Regions from separate parts of the Homo sapiens genome. Here region 1 is linked to region 2. Evidence: chromatin loops called from intact Hi-C (ENCODE). Cell type or tissue: ovary. All regions are shown on one strand. Region 1 overlaps LDLRAD4 (low density lipoprotein receptor class A domain containing 4). Region 2 overlaps LDLRAD4 (low density lipoprotein receptor class A domain containing 4).

Evidence for each region. A loop is a pair of places that touch in the nucleus more often than their neighbours do. Peaks named below come from ENCODE experiments on the same cell type or tissue, not always from the same donor. Only the 100,000 strongest peaks of a DNase experiment are listed, where the experiment ranks them.
Region 1: a loop joins it to region 2, with 7 times the contacts of the local background. A loop is called at or near these places in 4 of 110 quality-filtered maps.

What each region holds. Positions count from the first base shown.
Region 1 is chr18:13,480,083-13,485,082 of GRCh38, forward strand. The region is part of intron 4 of LDLRAD4 (low density lipoprotein receptor class A domain containing 4); the gene reads left to right. Among named protein-coding and RNA genes, the nearest start is that of LDLRAD4-AS3, 12 kb to the left of the region's middle. In ovary, no CTCF peak of the experiment used is centred here; DNase peaks (open chromatin) are centred at 2,059 and 3,439.
Region 2 is chr18:13,429,611-13,434,610 of GRCh38, forward strand. All of the region lies in intron 3 of LDLRAD4 (low density lipoprotein receptor class A domain containing 4), which reads left to right. Among named protein-coding and RNA genes, the nearest start is that of LDLRAD4-AS1, 4.6 kb to the left of the region's middle. In ovary, no CTCF peak of the experiment used is centred here; no DNase peak of the experiment used is centred here.

The DNA of each region.
Region 1 (5,000 bases), 50 kb after region 2:
ACATTATGTCCACACAGAAACCTTCACATGGAAGTTTATAGCAGCTTTATTCATCATGGCTAAATCTTGGAAGCAACCCAGATGTCCTTCAGTAGGAGAATGGATAACTAAACTGTGGTACATCCAGACAATGAAGTATATTCAGCACTAAAAAGAAATGTGCTTTTTCTTTTCAAGCTATGAAAAGACATGGAGGAAACTTAAATACCTGTGACTAAGTGAAAGAAGCCAGTCTGAAAGCTACGTACAGTGTGAGTCCAACTGTGTGACATTCTGGAATAGGCAAAACTGTAGAGATAGTAAGAAGATCATTGCCAGGGTAGCGGGGAGGGAGGGACGATTAGGAGGAGCACAAAGGATTTTTAGGGCCGTGAGCCTATTCTGTATGGTACTGTAGCAGTAGATCCATGGCAAAATACATTTGTCCAGACCTGTGAGAATGTACAAGAGTGAACCCTAACGAAGGCCACAGACTCTGGGTGATGAAGGAGTGGTGGTGTCCGTCCATCAAGCGTAATGATGCGCCACTCTGTGTGGGATGTGATCATGTGGGAGGCTGTGCGTGTGTTGGGGGTGGGAGGCAGAGAGCACGTGAGAAATCTCTGCATGTTCCTCTCCAATTTTGCTGTGAACCTAAAACTTCTCTAAAAATTAAGTCATAAATTCTGACTGGAGCTTCATTAAGTGGAAGAATGCTTTTAAAGTTAGATTTGGGTCATGATGACAAATGTTAGAAATAAGTGACCTGGAGTAGGAAGTGGAAGGTCATCCAGCCTCACAGACACCCATGACTCCCAGTGAAAACCCACGTCCTGGCTGTCAGCCGTGTCAGCCAGAGCCTTGACTAGTGTGTCAGCATCTAAGAAACATATAACATTGACCTAAGCAAAAGTCCAGCATTCTGGCCTGATCGTTGTCTTCCTGGGAACTCTGGTGTGGGAGCTGTGGATGCACATGTCCTAGGGACGGACATGGGGTGGGGCAGACATGCATGCCAGACAGACAGACACGCCAGTGTGGGCTGCACAATGGCTGAGCCTGACCTGGAAGCTGAGAGCAGTTTGGAACATGTGTGGCTGTCCTCCCGTCATCTTCTGCCCTATCAGAAGATGGGCAAATTCTTCTGCCCTGTTGAGAGTGAACACCCTGCTTTGAGAGGTTGCCTAGCTGGGGAAGCGGGGACAGGACACGTGTCTGGAAGAGGACAGAGTCTTGAGGCAGACACTTCCCTCTCCTGTGCCTCAGCTCTCACCTTGATGCTCCAACTTTGTGGATGGCTTCCTCTGGACAGAAGGGGTGATTCAGGTTCAAAGCCTGAGAAGCGGGGGCACGTGTAGACGCTGACTGTGGCTTGACGCTGACTGCTGTCAGCAACATGATTTCTGAGGCATGTGCTGTGACACGGTTGTGCATGGCCCCGTCTGCTGGGAAGACTTCTGGTGGCCCTCGAGCTGTGACCACCACCCAAGACTGGGCCCCTGTTGTCACTGTTCCTGTCCCCCAGTCTCCACCCCCTCCCCACCGCACGCACCTCTTCTGGGGCAGCAGTGTTCTCTCGCTGGACACCATGGCTCATGTATTCATTCATTCAACAGGCGTTTATCAAGTGCCTGCTCTTAGGCAGGGTCCTGAGCTGGGCCTGAGGCTCTGAAGGGATCCAGGCAGGGCAGCCATGTTCTGTTCTCCATGAGCCCCTCTAGGAAGGGAGGATGGTTAGATTCATCATTATGGGAGTGTCTTGGACAGAAGGCTTCAACTTAGAAAAGATCTCCTGGAGGAAATGACAGAGCGTGAGAGGTGAGTGGAGTTTGCTGGGCAGGAGGGGGAAGGCAGAAGGCTCACAGGGCAGGAGGGCAGAGGGCGGAGCAGGGCTGGAGTGGGGCTGGGGGAGACAGAGTGACTGAAGTGACAGGACTGGAGGGCCTGCAGGGGCAGTGAGGAGCTCTCCAGACTGAGGAGGGAGAGTGAGCGTCTCTGTGGCCGAGGTGGACAGTGGGGAGGCAAGCAGGGACAGGAAGGCCAACGCTGCCTTCCAGGAAGGAGACCCAGTGGGGAAGCCTGGCCTGTAGTGAGGGCTGGGGGCCTGCAGAGAAGGGCAGTGCCTGGGGGCATATCAGGTGGAGAACCAGTGCCAAACTCACACCCCTGGGGACGGTTGCCTCTGAACCCGCTGCCCACCTCACCCCCGACTTTCAGATCCTTCTGCACACACTTCCTCTGCCAGGGACAGGACAGGAGCGCAGGCAGCTGCATAAAAAGGAGGCCCTGCAGACCACGCCATGTGCTTATTCTGTGCAAACCCCACCGTCCCACCTTCCCCACAGCTGACTCCCATGAGCGTGAGCACACGGAAGCTCTGTATTGGCAAAAAACACTCAGCTGAGCAATGAGACAGGGTGATTTATTTACAAGCATTTGAGTATTTCAGTTCCCCCCATCACCACTCAGAAACAAAAGTGAAAATTGAGGCCAATTGCATGGGAAGGAGCACAGCATGCCTGAGAGGGCCGGGTCAGAGCTGTCCCATGGGGACTGCAGGGGCCGCCTCTCTGAGCCCCATCAGTCTGTGTGGAGAGGGACCCCTCAATGAGGAGATGAGTGGACTCAAGAGCAGACAATGGACTGGGACTAAGTTCCTATGGGCCCTGGGGGAGGTAGTGACAAGTTATGGGAAGGTGAGGGGTGGAAGTGCACTGTGAACAAAGGTTGTCTAATTATGCAGATTAAGTCTCTCAGGTAACAGCCCTTTAGTTGAAAGAATAGGTGAAGTCTGTCCTGGGCATGGAGACTTTGAGTTTTCTCTCCTATGTTAAGAGTTAATTTTCTGTGATTAATATAAATCCTAGGGAGGGGAGTCTAAGACAAATGCATTCCTTCCAGAGGAACTTCCCTAGGTCAGATGAGGGACCTTCAGAGAGAGCCCACCCCCATGCTTCAGAAGGGAAAGAGGGCAAGGAAGCAAGGTGGAGAGAGGCCTTGGTTCTGAGCTTATTTCTGAGGCCTTTCAATCTCCATTGTTCAAAGCAGTCAGCATGCCAGAGCACCATATCTTGGGGTGTTGTTTTCTGAGCGCATGTTTTCAGGACAGGTTTTATCCCTGGTCTCAAACCCATCTCTCCACAGAGAGAATATATTGAGCCCCAGTCCTTTTGGCTCAGCATCTAGCCAGACCTGCCACAACACGGCTCTGTAGTTACTGAGTTTCTCACTGTGTTCTTGGGCTCTCAGCTTTAACTGGTGTGCTGAGAACTGAGTTCTCTTCCTTGAAGCTCCCATCTCCAAGTCTAGTCCTCGATCTTTGCTGTGGAAACCTTTGTGAAACACTTGTGCTGCCCCTGCCTGGACAGACCCCTGGACCCGGGGGTCATGTCAGGCATCACGCAGCAGTGTGGCTGCCTGTCTGCTGTGCTAAGAACCCTGAGCCTTCAGCCAGCATGGTGGGTGGGAGCCCTGGGGTTGGTCACATCTATCCTGAGTGGGGCTGAGGCATGTGGGTGCTGTGCCTCTCTTCCAGGCTTCTGGCCCCTAGTCGGCAAGCTAGGATGTGTTTGCCGGATGCTTACCAAACGCCAGATACTGTGCGTGTTGTATCATTTAATCTTCCCCATCTCTGTGAGGGTAGACGTTATCTCCACTTTGCAGATCAGAAAAGTGGGACTCAGAGAAATGAGACCCTTTCCCAAGCAGCTCAGACAGGAAGGTGTTGTGGGCAGGTCTTCCCAGGTCTTACCCAGCAGTACTCACTAGCGCTCCGTCTGTTCTGAGCCCCTCCTTCCTGGTCCTATGAAGGTCTCTCTCCTCTCAGTAGCAGGCCCCACATTCAGCTCACTTGCTCTGTCTCCTGCCATCTGCTTCACAGCTCAAGACCCCTGGGCCCCCTGCTTAGCTTAACCCTGGTCTGTCCCTTTCTGACTTGGCCCGTGAGATGTCTATGTTCTCTTTCCCTCCATCCAGGGAAGGAGCAAAAGCCCCTTGCCATCCCTGTGTGACAGCAATGAGGTGAACCCAGGGGCCGAAGCCCACCCAGGGAGTTGATGGTAAGACTCACCTTCGTTTTCCTTCCCCTCCTCAGAAGTGTGGCTCCTTCCTCTGCATTCGCTGGGTGATGCTGGGGTCTGTAGGCTGAGAGGAGCAGGAGATCCAGTGGCAAGGAAGACGAAAACACAGAGCAGGCCAGGCACGTATTTTTGGATTAGTTTTAGAGAACAAGTTCTAAGCTGTGCTTTTTATGTTGCCTTTAGAAAATGTTAAAATACTTTCTAGGCTGGGTGCAGTGGCTTGCGCCTGAGGCAGACGGGTCACTTAAGCCCAGGAGTTTGAGACCATCCTGAGTAACATATGGGGAGACCCTGTCTCTACAAAAAGTAAAAAAATAAAAAAATTAGCTGGGTTCGGTGGTGTGCCAGCTACTCCGAGCTACTTGGGAGGCTGAAGTGGGAGCCTCTGTTGCTGGAGCATCGAGGCTGCAGTGAGGTCATGGCTGCAGTGAGCCATGATCACACCACTGCACTCCAGCCTGGGTGACAGTGAAACCCTGTCTCAAAAAACAAGACCAACGAATCACTTTCTATCTCACTATCTGTATTCTTACAGAAATTTTCTTCTGTAGGAATTAAAAAGATCTGACTCCCCCTGCCCCCACCTGGAGAGACAGGCACTAATGCACATATCTGACCCAGTGCCAGTATCTTCCTTGATTTTTCAAATGGGTGTCAGTAAATGTGAATCGATTTGGATATTTGGGGGTAGATTTAAATATCCCTGGTGGTTATACTAGCTTGCTTAAGCCCACCCTTGGATGCAGTCATATTATTAGATGTATTTAACATGGTAGACGATCACTCTAAAACATTAGAATATAATTTGTATTTCTGCAGCTCTTCTGAGACTTGTAGACAGGCACGTCACCCAGTGGATGAGCTCTATCACGACACCGTCTCCCTATTTGGAGAAATATTCTGCAGCGTATTTACTGACCAATATTTGCTGAATACCTGTTG
Region 2 (5,000 bases):
TAGAATCACTGATCATAAGAATCGAAGGACTTTTAGAACATAAGACTTTTAGGTGTGAGAACGCAAAGAGGCTTTCAGGCCTTTCAGCCAGGGGATGCCCTTGTTCAGTGAACCCTCCAAGGGAAGCCTCCCCTGCATGCAGACCTGAGCCAGCGCTCAGGGTTCCTGACGCAGCTCCCGCTTCTGCCGCAGGTCGCGAGGCCCCACAGGGAGCACTGAAGTTGTTCAGAGGAAAAATGAAAAGCTGCTGGTGTAGTCCAGGCACCTCACTTTATCATAGGAATCTAGAGATAAAGAGTTGCCTGAGGATACACAGAATATTGAGTGTAAGAGCTGGAAGGAGGCCGGTATCCTGGGTCCTGGGTCTCGGGGCGGTGGACTGTCCACTTCTCCCTTGCTGCCTGTGGCCGTGCTCCTTGCCCAGGCAGTGACGGGCTCTTGGTGGGTGGATGCATGAATGAATGAGGGACTGACCAGAGGGAAAGAGCCTCCCGGCCCAGCCTTCACCACACCTGAGGATAAATGCTGCCAGGCACTCTTGTGCTTCCCATTTTGGGGCCCACGTTTCTGCTGTCAACACCTGTGCATCTGCCTCTGTTGATACTGCCAGGTGGATATGGTCCTCATCACCCACAGACCTCCAATACACATGGAAAGCACATCTGTCAGTGGGCGACGTGGAGCTCCTGTTGCGCTTCATGATTGATGCTGCTTTCTCTGCAGAGCAAAATCACGAGAAGGTTATGCGAGGTTAGTCCCGATGAGGGTGTATTAAAAGCTCGGCACAGTTGACTTTCCATCACTTTCACTAAGTTTATTTAAACCCTGCAGATTGAGAGCTGTGAATGGGCCTCAGCAAGGCATACAAGGCTCTTCACAATGGGATGCCTTGGCGCCCAAAGTCTACCTACCACGTTGTACACAGTGAGATCCCGGAACAAGCAAGTTAGGGCCCCCAGAGGTGCCTTTCTGTGTCTTGATCAGGGTGCTGGTTACTTGGGTGTTTTTCGGTCTGCATAGACTCATTGAGCTGGACTTTCTGATACACACACACATGCATACATACACATATGCTGTATTTCAATCAAATATTTTTTGAAAAAATGAAGTATATTTGTCCTTGAATTCAAAATCCTTTAATGCCTCTGGTCTCACACAAAGTAAAAGCCACAGGTTGTCCAGAGGCCTGCAGGCTCCCTAGGCCCCCCAGCCCCCTCGCTGACGTCACCTTCTCCGCTGCCCTCCAGGATGTGTCCCTGCTGAGCAGGACCCCTGCCACTCCATGCTGATGGAGGAGCTCAGTACACATTTCTCGAAAGGAAAGGAAATGTGTCTGAAGTACCATTGATCCTCATGAAGAAGGACTCATGTGTCAGGATTTCTGTTTAGATGATGCCATAGGGAATTAGGTACTTTATTAGTGCCTTTAAAATTATGAATTTTAATGGCTTTAGAGTTCTATAGACATTTGGTTTTCAGAGATTTTCCCTGTTAAAATAGGATTTTTATTGTGCCTGATTATAAAATCATATATAAAATCCACAAGAAACTTGAAAGTTATTAAAGTGACCCCAGCATCCTCAGAGAAAGCCACTGTTGATATATGGGTGACGTCGTTTCAAACTCTTCTCCCATGTCCATTGCACTTATTGATATTTCTGTTCTTCCAAGAGTTTGAAAGGGGGTTCTTACCTACTTTCGGTACTGTTCTATGTAAGAAGTGAGGAAGAATGCCTCCTCGCATCTTACAGACAGAAAACCACAAAAGCAAATTCATTCATTCATTGGTTATAAACATAGACGGGAATCACTGTTATCCACCCTTTCAAGCCCTGAAGGACTTTTATGACTTTAAAATGCCAGGTGGTGTTTTGATGGAAAGTTGGGTGATTTGTTCAAGCTGCTCTGAAGGGTAATTGCAGGTCTGTAAGTCCGAAGCCTGAGAGTACTTTGGACTTTTAAGAGCACGTTGTTGCATGTTTCACTTATGGTTCTCATAGAATTTGAGACCCATTAAAATCATCTTTTCAGCACCATAATGGGAGCGACAAACCATATCATAAAATGGATTGAGTTTTTAAACATTTTTTATTACTCTCTTTGACGGGAGGCTCTTCTCTGGTAATCTTATTACTTGGGCAGATTTCCTTTTATCATGTCATATTCATCTTTCTGAAGGACAACTATGGTTTCAGCAGCACCACTTAAGATAGGACTTTTATTAAATGCTTTGGGGTTAACTTAATTCATTAACACAGAATATAAACCTTCAAAGTAAATTCCACTTTGTTCCAAGTTTATGAACGGGAATGTCAGCCCGTCTTTGAGTGAGGTCAGAGCGTCACCAGTGAGGCCGGTGCCTTTACGCCGAGGTTGGCTGAGCGTGGAGCTGGCCTGTGACACCAGGTGAGGCATGAGCACTGCTGCATTCTCCTCCCTCAGGTTCCCAGAGGGATTCACGTTGATAACACGCCGGTGCAGTCTCGCAGCCTACTCAACATGTGCACCTTGCACTGCAGGTTTCCCCAGGGGAGTGAGTGCGTGCATCATCCCCACGGCATTCCCATGCTGTCAGTTCCCATGCTGTCAAAAGCTGACGTTTAAGAAGAATCGCCCTAAGGATCGACTTTTCATTTCTGAAAACTCTCAAAGCTTTATCTTCATAATTAGCTAAAGCACTACTTTCTGGATGCTGTGTTTTGGCAACTTTGTGGAAACCACTTTATGGAATCGAATATTTCAACCTCCCTGAAGGCTGATTTAGGAAATTACAAGATGGGGAGTCCTTTTCCCTTTTTGATAAAATTGGTGTCTAGGATAGCCTCCTCCTTGCTGAACAGCACCCTTTAATAAAAAGAGTGACAGATCCTGTTAAGTTTTAGAAGCAGGAGAGTGGCTGTTTCTGGTTGATTGGAATGCCTGCCCAAGGGCCAGTGAGGTCCCATGACCATGCCTTTGGTTTCCTCTTGGCTGTGGTGGCTTGTTTGGTTGGAATTCGGTTTAGAGATGAGTTCTTTGCAGTCAGTTTTCCTCTCCTCTTTCCTCTGCATTTCCTGATTTATGTTTTGTGTTTTACTCATTATTTTCCATCTTCACTGAATTTTACTTCTATTTATTTATTTAAGAGACAGGGTCTGGCTCTGTTGCCCAGGCTGGAGTGCAGTGGCGTGATCTCGGCTCACTGCAGCCTCAAACTCCTAGGCTCAAGCCATCCTCTCACCTCAGCCTCCCAAGTAGCTGAGACTATAGGCACATGCCACCAAGCTCAGCTAATTTTTTAATTTTTTGTAGAGATGGGGTCTCACCATGTTGACCAAGCTGGTCTTGAACTCCTGGCCTCAAGCTATCCTCCTGTCTTGGTTGCCCAAAGTTCTGGGATTACAGGTGTGAACCACTATGCCCAGCCTGAATTTTCCTTTTATTATAGGATATCTTACACCTTGCAGGGGAACAGGCAGTGAGTATATAAATTAATAAAACATTGTTGTCACCTCTGTACTAGGAAATGTAAACTTACATTGTTTATGGTAATTTATGCTAATCTTAGAACCCATTAATTCTTGGCTTACACGTCACTGGCAGCTAGATTTGACCTCTTTGCTATTTACAATGTAAGTACATGGAAAAGGCACCCGTACAGAGAGCAGGTTCTAGACTTTAATGTCAGAAATGATGGAGCCAGAATCACTCTCCATTTTCAGGTTTGTGAATGATAGAAGTGTGAACTAAATGAGTCAGTGTTGCTATATGAATTTTAACAGAAATAACTAATGTAGACTACTTTGCCAATTCACAAAAAAGGCTGATTTTACAGCTGAGATGTAATGCTGTATATAGGTCCTTATTTTGTGACTGAGATCGTATCTGTGAAAACTAAGGCTTTAAAGGAGTGTAGGGGAAATTGAAAACAACTTTTTGTTGCCTGTTAACTAGTAGAATGTTGACTCTACCAAGCAGATTAAATTTAGTCTCTGTGAGGCTTGATTTGTCCTGCTTAAGATTGAGCATTTATCATTGCATCCTGACCGAGTTTAGGTTTACATTATTCAAATTTGTTAAGCTACTGGTCCTTAAAATTTTTTTTAACATAGCCTTTTTGTATATAAGTTTGGAATTCACAGAAAACCTTAAGATATTCCATTTCCCCCCTAGTTTTAGGGCTCCTAAAATTCCCTGTTTTTTCAAAGGTTATAAAATATTAGGACATTCCCTTTCTCTGAATCATTCTTTTCCTTTCTCCTCTCGCACATGGTATAACCCAACTGGCTGATGTTAGTTTGTACACAACTAGAATGACCTTCAGGACAAAAAAGGGTTTCCTCTCGATCCGATGGAAATCTCGGGTTTTATGTTCCACTACAGGTAATTTGTTCTCCAGCTTCGGGTAAGTCAGGCATTATCCCTGGCCTGCTTCCTCACCTGGGAGGTGAGGGGTGGATCAGTGTGTCTAGGTCCCTCTCAGCATTAAGATTTGATGACTCTGGGATAACTCCACAACACAGAAAAACCCATCAGAAGCTTTATGTAGAAATGCAGAGAAGCTGAATACCCTAAATGTGGAGAAGATTGTGTTATTACCAGAAGTGTTTACAGCGATTCTAAAGTCTGTTGTTGACTCTGGAAGTTGTTTCTCCTAAGTTTTTTTTTTTTTTAATAAGAAATCAAATAGGAAATTTTGGCAAAGAGGAATGCCACTTTCTTCACTTAGAAGGGCATGACTTTTTTTTAAGAAGAGGAGTGATTTAAATCTTATAGGTTATAATACGTCTATAGCTCCTGGAGGAGACACTGGTTCCTGAGCAACTCATTCTGTATTCCAGTCCAGTATTATACATCTGAGGTTGCCATGAATTTGTCACCAAAATGTTTCTAATGTTTAACAATCCATGATTTCCCTCAACTTCTAGCTTGGCAGAAATACTCAACAAGTTCCACAAAGAATAGACAACATATTTTTAAAAATTTTCCATTGTCTTTCTCTGACTTGAGTTTTACTTCAT